2 separate regions of the Homo sapiens genome follow, and region 2 is linked to region 1. Evidence: chromatin loops called from intact Hi-C (ENCODE). Cell type or tissue: K562. All regions are shown on one strand. Links, peaks and the distances in the headings refer to the core of each region. The heading gives the core; the rest is flanking DNA.

Region 1 (2,500 bases), core at 1-2,500:
GTCATTTCCTTTTTACTTTTAGTTCCAGACTGGGTTGGGAGGTGGTGGCAGGGGGTGATGGTGGAAGGAAGTTGGCAGAGATTATTTTTTCTTTCTAAAATAAATTAAACTTGATCCTATTGGATCAGGGTCTGGTCTTCCCTCAGATTTCTGTCTCTCGGTGTTATATTTATGGTTATTAGACTGGGTTTTCTCAGCATTCAAAATCTTGTTCTATATATTGAAATTGTATATGTTGTTTTAATAAAAGGGCTATTTATTTACTGCTATTGACTTTAGTATTTTCCAATGGCTCTGAGTGATGTGTTATAGCTATTTATCTAATTTCACTTTCTTTAGTGTAATGGGAAAGACTGGTTGAACTGGAGTTAGCTAGAATTAAGTTAGAGGGGGTAACGTGAGCTGGAGTTTTTTGAAGGTACTCGAGGGGGTAAAGAAATGTGGAGATCAGAGACATTTAGTTAGTAGAGTTGGGTAGAAGTAAATCACTAAATGTAATCCCCAAAGTCACTAGATTTCCTTTTAAATTTGATTCCCAGGTCATCATACTCTCATGATTCCAAATACTTGGTGTGGGGAGTCTAAATTAAAGGAGACTATGGATTTTGCTAAAAGATAATGATCCTAAGCATCAAGTTCAAACATCTCAATGTGTCCCCCACTGCTCACCCCACCAGTTCCTAGCCTAAACCTATATATGAAACACAGAAATGGATTTCAGAACCCCTCCAGAGATTCTTATCCAAATTGACCCGGTTTCCAAAAACCATATATAAGCATTTCAGCTTTCTTTTCTTTCTCTTTCCAGATGTCTGATGATATTGACTGGTTACGCAGCCACAGGGGTGTGTGCAAGGTAGATCTCTACAACCCAGAAGGACAGCAAGATCAGGACCGGAAAGTGGTAAGATAAAAAATGACTCATGCCGAGGAGTAGGAAAAATTGGCATATGGGTATAGATATCCTGGGGCCCAAGATAAACTAATGGACGATGATACCCTGACTTCTCCAAGCAACCAAGCTCAACAAGGTCTGTCAGGGGCCAGCATGCTCATACATCACACAGAGATAAAAATCAAGGGAGGGGCAGGGTGTGGTGTGATGTAAAGGACCTGGGGAGGGGAGGCTGGGGAGGAGCCTGAGGGAGGAGTGGTGGTTGCCTGGCAACCAGCCTCTATTAGTTAAGACCTCTTAAGTCATAATAATATTGCCTAGCTAACAATGTTACCCTAGGACCCCTCAGGAGGGCAAAATGCTTCATGGTCTGTTTCCCAAACTTCAAGTAATTCACAGGGCTTCACAGTCTTCAATCATGTTCAAATGTCACGCATACTATTATTTAATTAATATGTATTTTTACAATGTTTTAAAAATTGACTTACATTTTAAAAATTACAATCATGCTAAGAAATATTATCCATAATATCCCAGGTTTGATGTTCTAGTATGTATTCTCCCTAATGCACAATAAAATTCACCTATTAAATGCAGAAATATTTATCCATACACTACTTAAAATATTCTATATTATTGATAATAAAATAAATTTTGAGAAACACTAGTGTAGTAGCAAGTGCTCTAAACTGGAAGCCAGGAAAATTGAGTTCTAATACAAGCTCCACATTTAAGTTTGTGTCAGTTGGGCAAGCCATTTCTCTTCACAGTTTTCTCAATTAATACATGTGGATATTGTACCTCAGGCCTCACTCTGACAGGAGGTTGGTATTCTCATTTAAGAAATGTGCTAATGCTAAGATTCTGTCTGCCTAACAATAATCACAGTATTAACATTTATTGGGTACTCACTATGTGCCAGGCAATCTGCTTTTACATGCTTTCCATATAGTATCTCAGTTAATCCTCACAAGAACCCTCTGAGGTAGGTGCTATTATCATCTCCAAGAAAGAGAAATTATGCCCCTTTCTCTAGAGTTTTTCTAAATTCACCCTTCTAATTTGATGCAGATATGCTTTGTCGATGTGTCCACCCTGAATGTAGAAGATAAAGATTACAAGGTGCGTATTCTCTGCTCAGAGTCAGAATCGGTGGGAAGCTGCTGAGAAGGGTTATCAGTGAAGTATGAAGAATGGAAAATGTTGGGGGGAGAGAGGGGAAAGGAGGAGGGGACTCAGGGGGAAAGCCAGCATTCTCATGAGCCCAAGATCCCTGGTTCTGAATTTACCGTCACTCTTGATATCAAGTCTCATTTTAGAAGCCACTTAAGTTGCTGGTAGGACTGAAAGAGATAAAACATGGAAGATAGCATGTCAGAAAAGTTGTTTTTTATTTTTTTATTTAAAAAAAAAAACCCATCCAAAGGGTGATGAATATAGTTCTTGAGACTGGTGGCTTTGTGAGCATCTTCAGAGTGGGGAGTAGTAATTTGTGGAGGGAACTTCGTCTCATTCTTCAAAGATTAGCTAGCCTCACAAGCCTACCTCTCCTGCAGAAAGAAAAAAGATAAAAGAAGTCATAACATTCATGATTTGAAGTCATAG
Region 2 (9,211 bases), core at 2,820-5,319, 61 kb after region 1:
CCAGCAGCTGATACAAGGCATCAATCACCGCACTGATTACCTCCATCCCATTCTACCTCTCAAGGGTATGGCCACAAAGTATTTGTCACTCAAGATTGGCCTACATGCTATAGTACAGTCGGACATCTTTGAGCTCAGGACTAGGGGGAGTTCTTTGTGTCTTTCTCATCTCCCTCTTTAGAGTTCCCGCACAGGACACTCAATCATTTGGGGGCTTTCCATCTGGCCATGTGATCAAGCTCATGGCCTGGAGGCGGGGAGTAGCCAGACTGGATCACACACCCTTCCTGCACTGTGAGCCCCCAGCATGAGAACTAAAAGATGTCCAGATGCTCAGATGCCAGCATCCAGGCCCACCAACTGGGGCTGGCCTGTGGATCCCCTTCTCAAGACCTCTCCCTCAGGAATCCAATCTATGAGGTCCTGAAAGCCCAGCATTGTCTGGTCTGCCTATGTAGAGCTTCAAGTCCAGAGGGAACAAGGCTGAGGAGAGAGATGAGGATGAAGAGAGGCAGGAGGCCTGTCCCAGAGGAAGACAGCAGTTCTCACCTGCATCCCCACTCCTAGGGCAGCAGAGCACAGCTGGGAGCTGAGAGCTACATTCTCTGGGAGTGGCCTATAAGACTGAGACCTCACTGGGTACCTCCTGTTGGCCCATGTCATGACAAGCCTACGTACCCTGTCCTTTTCTCCAGGGTACGAAGGGCATGGAAGTGGCAAAGTGAAGGGCAAAATAGCTATTTCATAGCAGGCAGTAGCACATAGATTCTGTAGAACAGGTAGATGCTGTTTGCTGAGGGAAGAGGACAAGTAGGTTCTTGCTGGCTCTCAGCTTGAGACTTGTGCAGCCCCTTGTGCACAAGATACAAACTTGTGCAACAGTTTGTATCTGTTATTCTTGATTATTTATATTAAATCAATATGTAAGGCTACTGAAAAGACTTTTGTTGGTGGTGGTCTTATTTGTTTGTTTGTTTGTTTGAGACAAGGTCTGGCTCTGTTGCCCCGACTGGAGTGCAGTGGCAGGATCTTGGCTCACTACAACCTATGCCTCCTGGGCTCAAGCCATCCTTCCACCTCAGCCTCTCAAGTAGCTGGGATTAGAGGTGCACACCACCATGTCCGGCTAATTTTTGTATTTTTTGTACAGACTGGGTTTTCCATGTTGCCCAGGCTGGTCTCGAACTTGTGAGCTCAAACGATCTGCCCGCCTTGGCCTCCAAAGTACTGGGATTACAGGCGTGAGCCACTGCACCCTGCCTAAAAAGACTGTTTGTCATTCCTTGACTCCTTCTTCTTACTTCACTATTTCCTAGTAAAATTGACACTGGCCTCCAGATTGTAAGCATTCCCATTGCCTTCATTGCTTCTGTAATTCTCTTCAGACCCCAGGTATCAACTTGCTACAAAGGCCCAGTCTTTTGCTTTGGTTTTTCCACTCAATACTTGAGCAACATGCTGGAACTGGGACCCTCTTGCAACTTTACTCCGGTCCCTGAGTTGATCCCCGATCCTCTGCCTGGCTCTCACCAAATTCTTCCCAAGTGGGGAGAATCCTGCTGCCATTTTTCCAGGGCTCTCCCGTGAGTGGGCCAATTATTAAAAACCCCAAGTCTAGCACCTACTTACCTTAGAAAGGAGATGGAATGAGGCCAGGCGCTGTAGCTCACACCTGTAATCCCAGCACTTTGGGAGGCTGAGGCGGGTGGATCATGAGGTCAGGAGATCGAGACCATCCTGGCCAACATGGTGAAACTCCATCTGTACTAAAAATACAAAAATTAGCCAGGCGTGATGGTGCGTGCCTGTTATCCCAGCTACTCAAGAGGCTGAAGCAGCAGAATTGCTTGAACCAGGGAGCTGGAGGTTGCCGTGAGCCAAGGTCGCGCCACAGCACTCCAGCCTGGTGACAGAGCGAGACTCCGCCTCAAAAAAAAAAAAAAAAAAAAAGAAAGAAAGGAGATGGAATGAATATCAGGATAGTTGTTTAATGGGATTTCCATGCAAGAAAACCACGATAAGAGGCATCTGAGAGAAGAAGACTGAAAAGATGGTTCATGACTTGGGCACAAAGTCTTAAGGCCATATTCCAGTGATAGAAAGTCCCTCTGACATTTGTCATGGAGGTGAGGATTAAGTTCCTTGAGATTTTATGTAAAGTAACTGACAGTCGCAGGTGCCTAACAAATGCTAGCTTCCTTCTTCCTATCTTCCCTATGCCTTCAGGTCAGGTCCAATATTTCCACCATCTATCCTAGCTTCAGCCTTGCTCTGCACAGTAGGACACTGTGTCTCAAAATGCCCAACCAGCTTGTAGCCTAATAACTCTTTTTTTTTTTTTTTTGGAGAGGGAGTCTTGCTCTATTGCACAGGCTAGAGGCTAGAGTGCAGTGGTGCAATCTCAGCTCACTGCAACCTCTGCCTCCCAGGTTCAAGCAATTCTCCTGCCTCAGCCTCCAGAGTAGCTGGGACTACAGGCATAAAACCACACTCGGCTAATTTTTATGGTTTTAGTAGAGACAGGGTTTCGCCATGTTGGCCAGGCTGGTCTCAAACTCCTGACTTCAAGTGATCTGCCTGCCTCGACCTCCCAAAGTTGTGGGATTACAGGCATGAGCCACCTCGCCCAGCCTGCAGTCTGGTAACTCTTGACCCAGTCCTACCCATTCAAAAAGTTCAGTGGTTAGCATCCTCAGCCCTCTTTGGCTTAGCTAAATTCAAAGAATCTGAACCTAATTATCATTATATTCTCTATCCCTATATGCTTTCAGTTTTGCAAAATATTTTCCCATCCATCATTTCATCACTTTTTCCTAGGAATGCTGTGAAATACCAGCTGAGGCTTTTCCCTGCTTGAGTGTAGTCTAAGAGGTATAGTGACTAGTCTACACTGTAGTTGTGCTGACAGGCAGTAGCAGGTAGATTCTTTCTGATAGTTTCAAATGTCCCAACTTAAGACCTTTCTTGAGTTTCATGTTTATGTGAGGGTTTGAATATTGATTTTTAATGAGATATCTTGTGTTACATTCTGATTGTTTAAAGCAGTACATGCTCATTGTAGGACATTTGCATACAGAACAGTATAAGGAAGAAAAATTTTTAAATCCCCCAGCATCCACCATTTGGACACAAGTATTGTTTCTTTCCAGACTTTTCCAGTAGCATGAATAATAGTTACTGTAATAAGTAGTGATATTTAGTGAGTACTTACTATATGCAAGCACTATACTAAGGGTTTTGCATTTATTATCTCATTTTAATCTTTACAAAAACCCTATGAGGTACATACATAGTATTATTGTCCTTGCTAAAACTGATGAATTAGGCCAGGTTCGGTGGCTCACGCCTGTAATCCCAGCACTTTGGGAGGCTAAGGCAGGAGGATTGCTTGATCTCAGGAGTTCGAGACCAGCCTGGGTTACATGGTGAAACCCTGTCTCTACAAAAAAAAAAAATAGCATGCCTTGGTGGCACACAGTTGTAGTCCCAGCTACTTGAGGAACTGAGGTGGGAAGATAGCTTGAGCCCAGGAAGTCGATGCTGCAGTGAAACAGGATCTTAACACTGCATTCCAGCCTGGGTGAAAAAGTGAGACCCTGTCTCAAAAAAAAAAAAAAAACTGACGAATTGAGGCACAGAGAGTTTAAGTTACTTGACCTAAGTTACCACAACTATTGACACTAGAGTCGGAATGCAGGAGATCTGCCCCAGGAGCCCTGCTCCTACCCTATGCTATGTGGCCATGTGTGTCAGACAGATACTACCTAGTTCTTCTTGCAATAAGGTAAGAAGGTCATGCAAAAAAGAGACTTGAAAGTATTCATTTACCCTTCTTTGCTACACCCATTCCTTTTCACCAGAGCCGCAGGGTCTCAGACATGTTCCCCTTCTAGAGAATAGGCTAGAAGCCATGAATTGCCCTGAAGCATGCAAGCATGCAATGGGAGGAGGACAGAGGAAGGAAATTAGGGGCTGCATGAGAAGGCCTGCAAGTTGAAGGAAACTGATAGCAGACAGAGTAAACCACAAGTAGCCCATATCTTCCTAGAGGTCACAGTCTGGAACAGACACTTTTGGCAAGCATTCTTCTTTCTCTCTTTTTTTTCTTTTTTTTGAGAGAGAGTCTCGCTCTGTCGCCCAGGCTGGAGTGTAGTGCCACAATCTTGGTTCACTGCAATCTTCGCCTCCTGGGTTCAAGTGAGCACGTTTGGCTAATTTTTGTATTTTTAGTAGAGATGAGGTTTCACCATGTTGGCGAGGCTGGTTTCAAACTCCTGACCTCAAGTGATCTGCCCACCTCAGCCTCCCAAAGTGCTGGGATTACAGGTGTGAGCCACCATGCCTGGCCAATTTTATTCTTCTATCTTCTTGCTAATAGCAGCCCAACATTGATCAAGTGTTTGACAGAGATCTCTTGATCTCAGGAGGTGAGTCAGCACTAGATGAGCCATAATCAGTTTACAACAGTTACAGCAGTGCTCTTCCCCCTCACCAGTGATTGATCTCAGTTCTGGCCAGTGAAGTATAAAAGGAGGTCAGCTACGGAACTTCTGGGAAAGGTTTATGTCCCCACCTGGTGACCCAGTTGACTCCTAGAAGACTTTCCTATATATCTCATTAGGGACACGAGGCTCAAAGTCAGCAGAGAACATAAAATCCTTGCAACTGTGTGAGACAGACTATAAACACTACTGAACCTGAGGTAAAGCCTCAAAGGGTGGGAGGAGTTAAATGGCCAGATTATGGAGAGGGAGAAGGATTCCAAAATGATGCTAAATGGAACAAGCATACTGAGCTTGGCCAGGGTATGAGGTACTATGATCAATCCAACTTGGATCATGTGTCCACCACTCAGAGCCCAAAGAATAAAAACTATTACCAGAAAAAAAGAACAGGTAGCAGGCAGGCAGGAAAAATAGATGGCCATTATTGGGATCCTCCACTATTTCTGTCGTCATGCCTTCTCATACATTATCTGCTTTGGGGGGGTCTGCCAAGCCCCTAATCCCCCTTCTCTAAGAACCAGATCTCTCCCAGCCACCAGCCACAGGGGTGGGTTCCTGGCAGCTGTGTCGCAACCCTGACTCCTGGGTGGAACTGATTGAACCACACAGCATCCCTGATCTAAACTGGGACAAGCAGATTCTACCCTGAAAATTTAGAATTGGATTCAGAGATGCCAGTCAGCACTTTTGGTCACTTAAACCCAAGACTTATAAATCCAATCGCTGTGGAGAAGCTATATTTAGTCAAGGTCATGGAAAAGCAGAGAAATCAGGATCATGAAGAGACTGGAGTGGATATGGATAGACAAAAGAACACACAGACTGAGAGGGACAGAACTGCCTTGATTCCTGGTGAGTTTCCAGTTCATGGCTTTAGTCCCTCCTGACACATGGCTACACTTACTGACCTTGTGTTCCATGAAACTCCTTATATCCTATAATAAGCCTTCCTATTAACTAAGCTAGCTCAAGTAGGTTTCTGTTGCTAGCAACCAGAAGAGCCTTGATTGAAGATACTATATTATTTGGTCCTCAGATCAAATGAAATCAAAGTAGTCATCATCCTCATTGTACAGATGAAGAAACTGAGGACCCCCAGAAGTCAGCCATACAACAGAATATGGTTTCCAATGAGGTATGCCTCATGGAGGCTGTGCAACATTGGGCAACTTCCAGAACATCATCGGACCTATGTCTGAAAATGCCTGTGAGTAATCTTTACATTGCTTAAGCACCTGAAATTAAAAACCCATGTAAAATCTCAGGAATATGCTATTCAGGTTTTTGTCTGATGGAAAACCTCCCATAACAAGAGTTTGACGCCATTGGATCCTACTCTGTGTACCCAGGGCCACCTATGCTTCTCTATTATAGCACTTCTAACATTGTATAGAAATTGCCTGTTTACTTGTCTGTTTCACCCCCCAGAGAGTGATTTCTGGAGATCATTGTGTAGCTGTTCCTGGCACAAATCAGGTGCTCAAGAAATTTATGTTGAATGAATAAAAGAACAAATATCAGCTTTTGTTTGGTTTCCTTCCTGACTACATCCTGTCTGAATATTGCACATGACACAGTTGGACACTTGGGAAACAATGCTTGTTGGTAGAAAGAGCATCGAAGGGACACATGGCTTCCAGGGTCAGCTCTGTCACAAATGAGAGAGGTGTATGACATTAGGAAAGTCAGTCCCCATCTGAAAAACCAGGGGGTTGGATTTTATGGTCTCTGGAGTGGAAATTTATCATTTTGTGACATCCTTGAGCCCTCTTCCTTTGTCTGAGCCCTCTGCTACTTTATGAGCTCACAATTTCCCAAAGCAGGAACCAGACATCTGCATTCCTGCTTCCCTTGCCAACAGGTTACAAGCATATGACTTAGAGCCTACTGAACCCAATAGAGATTTGGAAGAGAATTCAATTTGGAAGAGCATGCCATGAAAGAGGCACTGCTCAGAGTCCACTGTGGAGGATGTGGAGGAGAGACAGCCAGCTTTCACAGGCAGTGGTGCTAAATTGTGTTGCAGTGATGCATCAGGCCTGCATTGGTGTTGAAGCTACACCAAGCCTACCTACAGAGAGCAATAGTGCCTCTCCCAGAGGAGCTCAACTGGGCTATTGTTTTTGGAGACAAAATTTATTTGGTTCTGTGGACAATTCAAATTTTCTGAGTTACTTAATATACTTAAATTCTTATTTTTCTACTAAAACTAGCTAGAGTGAGTTCTATTGTTTGTTTGTCACCAAGAACCCTGACCAATAGAGTCTTTGAGACTCCTACTAGCACTAAGATTTTTTCCTAGGCCCTCTCTCTTCAGAAATGACCCTACAAGGCCGGGCATGGTGGCTCACATCTGTAATCCCAGCACTTTGGGAGGCTGAGGCAAGAGGATTGCTTGAGCCCAGGAGTTTGAGACCAGCCTGGGCAACATAGCAAGACCCCATCTCTACATAAATAAATAAATAAATTAATTAATAAATTAATTAATTAATAACCCTACAAGTCCCCAGTGTTTGGCCCAAGAGGTAGAGACAGTTGTACTAGTTAGGGAAACTGTAAGCAGTTCTGTATAACTAGACAGGAAACTTCTAGAGGGCAGTGGTAAGGCCAATGAGTAGGCAGGCATCAGATCAGAAAAACCTTAGTAAGCCTTGGTGCTGAAGGATTTTGGAGTTTATTTTTCAGAACAGCAGTTTTCAAACGTTTTGTCTTTAGGACCCTTTCACAGTAAATGCCTAAAAATTATTGAGGACCCCCCAGAAGCTTTTGTTTATATGGGCTGTATCTAGTGATTTTTACTACATTAGAAATTAAACTGAAAAAATTTTTAAGTATTTACTTATTCATTTTAAAATAACAACAATGGGCCAGGCATGGTGGCTCACACCTGTAATCCCAGCACTTCGGGAGGCCGAGGCGGGTAGATCACTTGAGGTTAGGAGTTCGAGACCAGCCTGGCCAACATGGTAAAATCTCGTCTGTACTAAAAATACAAAAATTAGCTGGGTGTGGTGGCATGCCTCTGTAACCCCAGCTACTTGGGAGGCTGAGACAGGAGAATTGCTTGAACCCAGGAGGCGGAGGTTGCAGTGAGCCTAGATTATGCCACTGCACTCCAGCCTGGGCAACAGAGTGAGACACTATCTCAAAAATAAAATAACAACAATAAACTATATATTAGCTATATTTTAGCATGAATAGCATTTTGTGAAAAATAACAATATTTTCTGTTTTCCAAAACTGAAAAGTAAGTGAGAAAAGTGGTATTGTTTTACATATTTCCAGATCTCTTTAATAGATGACAGTTGGATTCCTATATCTGCTTCTAAATTCAGGCCAGGTGTGGTGGCTTATGCCTGTAATCTCAGCACTTTTGGAGGCTGAGACTGAGACGGGTGGATCACTTGAGTTCAGGAGTTCAACACCAGCCTGGCCCAACATGTTGAAACCCTGTCTCTACTAAAAATACAAAAATTAGCTGGGTTTGTTGGCACATGCCTGTAATCCAAGCTACTGGGAAAACTGAAGCAGGAAAATCGCTTGAATCTGGGAGGCGGAGGTTGCAGTGAGCCGAGATTGTGCCACTGCACTCCAGCCTAGGCAATAGAGCAAGACTCCATCTCAAAAAAAAAAAAAAAAAAAAAGAGAAAGGAAAATAAATAAATAAATTCAATCTGTTGCATTATGTTGTTTTCGTTAAAGTATATGAAAAAGAATCTGGCTTCACACAGATAGGTGGTTAGAAAAAGGAGGACCTTGTGGACCTGCTTAATGAATCTCAAGGACTCTCAAGGACTCTTGGATCCTATTTTGGGAACCCTTGGTTCAGAGTTATAGGAATTCAATAAAAGCTTCTAAAAGAGAGTGGCAAGAGTGGATTTGTTTTAGGAAAGTGATTCTGGCCGCAGGGTTGCCGGGACAGCACACATTGTATTCTATGTGAATGGTACCCCCAGTAAGATCATAGCCTTGACGTAAGAGAATTAGAGGGAAGTCAAGAAGGACAATTAAGAGGTCATTGTGTTAGTCCAGGAAGGAGATGATCTTGCCTTGTTTGGCTGTGGATATAGAGAGTAGGGGACAGAAGTTGAATTCAGATCCCTCTGACTTCAATACCCATGCTCTTCTCTCAATACCAGTGACCTCCAAGCACAATCAGTTAAAAAATATTGAGAAACAAATTGAAAATATCTCAATTTGAAATTCTAAAATAAGATAAAAATGAAATAAATATTATTTTTAGAGGTCTTAACTATCATGATAGCTTCTTACTGTCAGTAACTGATAATCTTGAGTTACAAAATCCAAGCACTTAGGGCAAGATTTCTTTCTAATGATCATGAGTGTATATCCAGATTTCAAAACATCTTAGAAGTGCTGAATGTATGCCAAGTTTTCATAATGACAAAAAAAAAAAAAGGCTGAATGTTGGGGTCAATGTCTTGTCAGATCTCATTAGATTATCAATGCCCTTAACTTGTAGTGTGACTGATAAAGTTCACTTAGTAGGAGTTTAAGTGCCAGCTCTTTGACCTGATTGGTTGTTTTGGGTTTTCTTTGTTTTCTTTTGTCTTGCATGAGTTTACATTATTATCATTATTATTATTATTATTATTATTATTTTGAGATAGAGTTTCACTCTTCTTGCCCAGACTGGAGTGCAATGGCGCGATCTCGGCTCACCAAAACTTCCGCCTCCTGGGTTC

What was found. Hi-C counts contacts between places; a loop is a spot of excess contacts. Peaks named below come from ENCODE experiments on the same cell type or tissue, not always from the same donor. Only the 100,000 strongest peaks of a DNase experiment are listed, where the experiment ranks them.
Region 2: it touches region 1 in a loop (7-fold over the local background); 2 of 110 quality-filtered maps call a loop at or near these places.

Annotation. Positions count from the first base shown.
Region 1 is chrX:50,197,061-50,199,560 of GRCh38, reverse strand. It overlaps AKAP4 (A-kinase anchoring protein 4), which reads left to right. Exons shown (of 6, transcript NM_003886.3): 2 at 809-904; 3 at 1,967-2,017. Among named protein-coding and RNA genes, the nearest start is that of AKAP4, 2.7 kb to the left of the region's middle. In K562, for the core only: no CTCF peak of the experiment used is centred there; a DNase peak (open chromatin) is centred at 1,000.
Region 2 is chrX:50,131,706-50,140,916 of GRCh38, reverse strand. No RefSeq gene overlaps it. Among named protein-coding and RNA genes, the nearest start is that of AKAP4, 65 kb to the left of the region's middle. In K562, for the core only: no CTCF peak of the experiment used is centred there; DNase peaks (open chromatin) are centred at 3,976 and 4,476.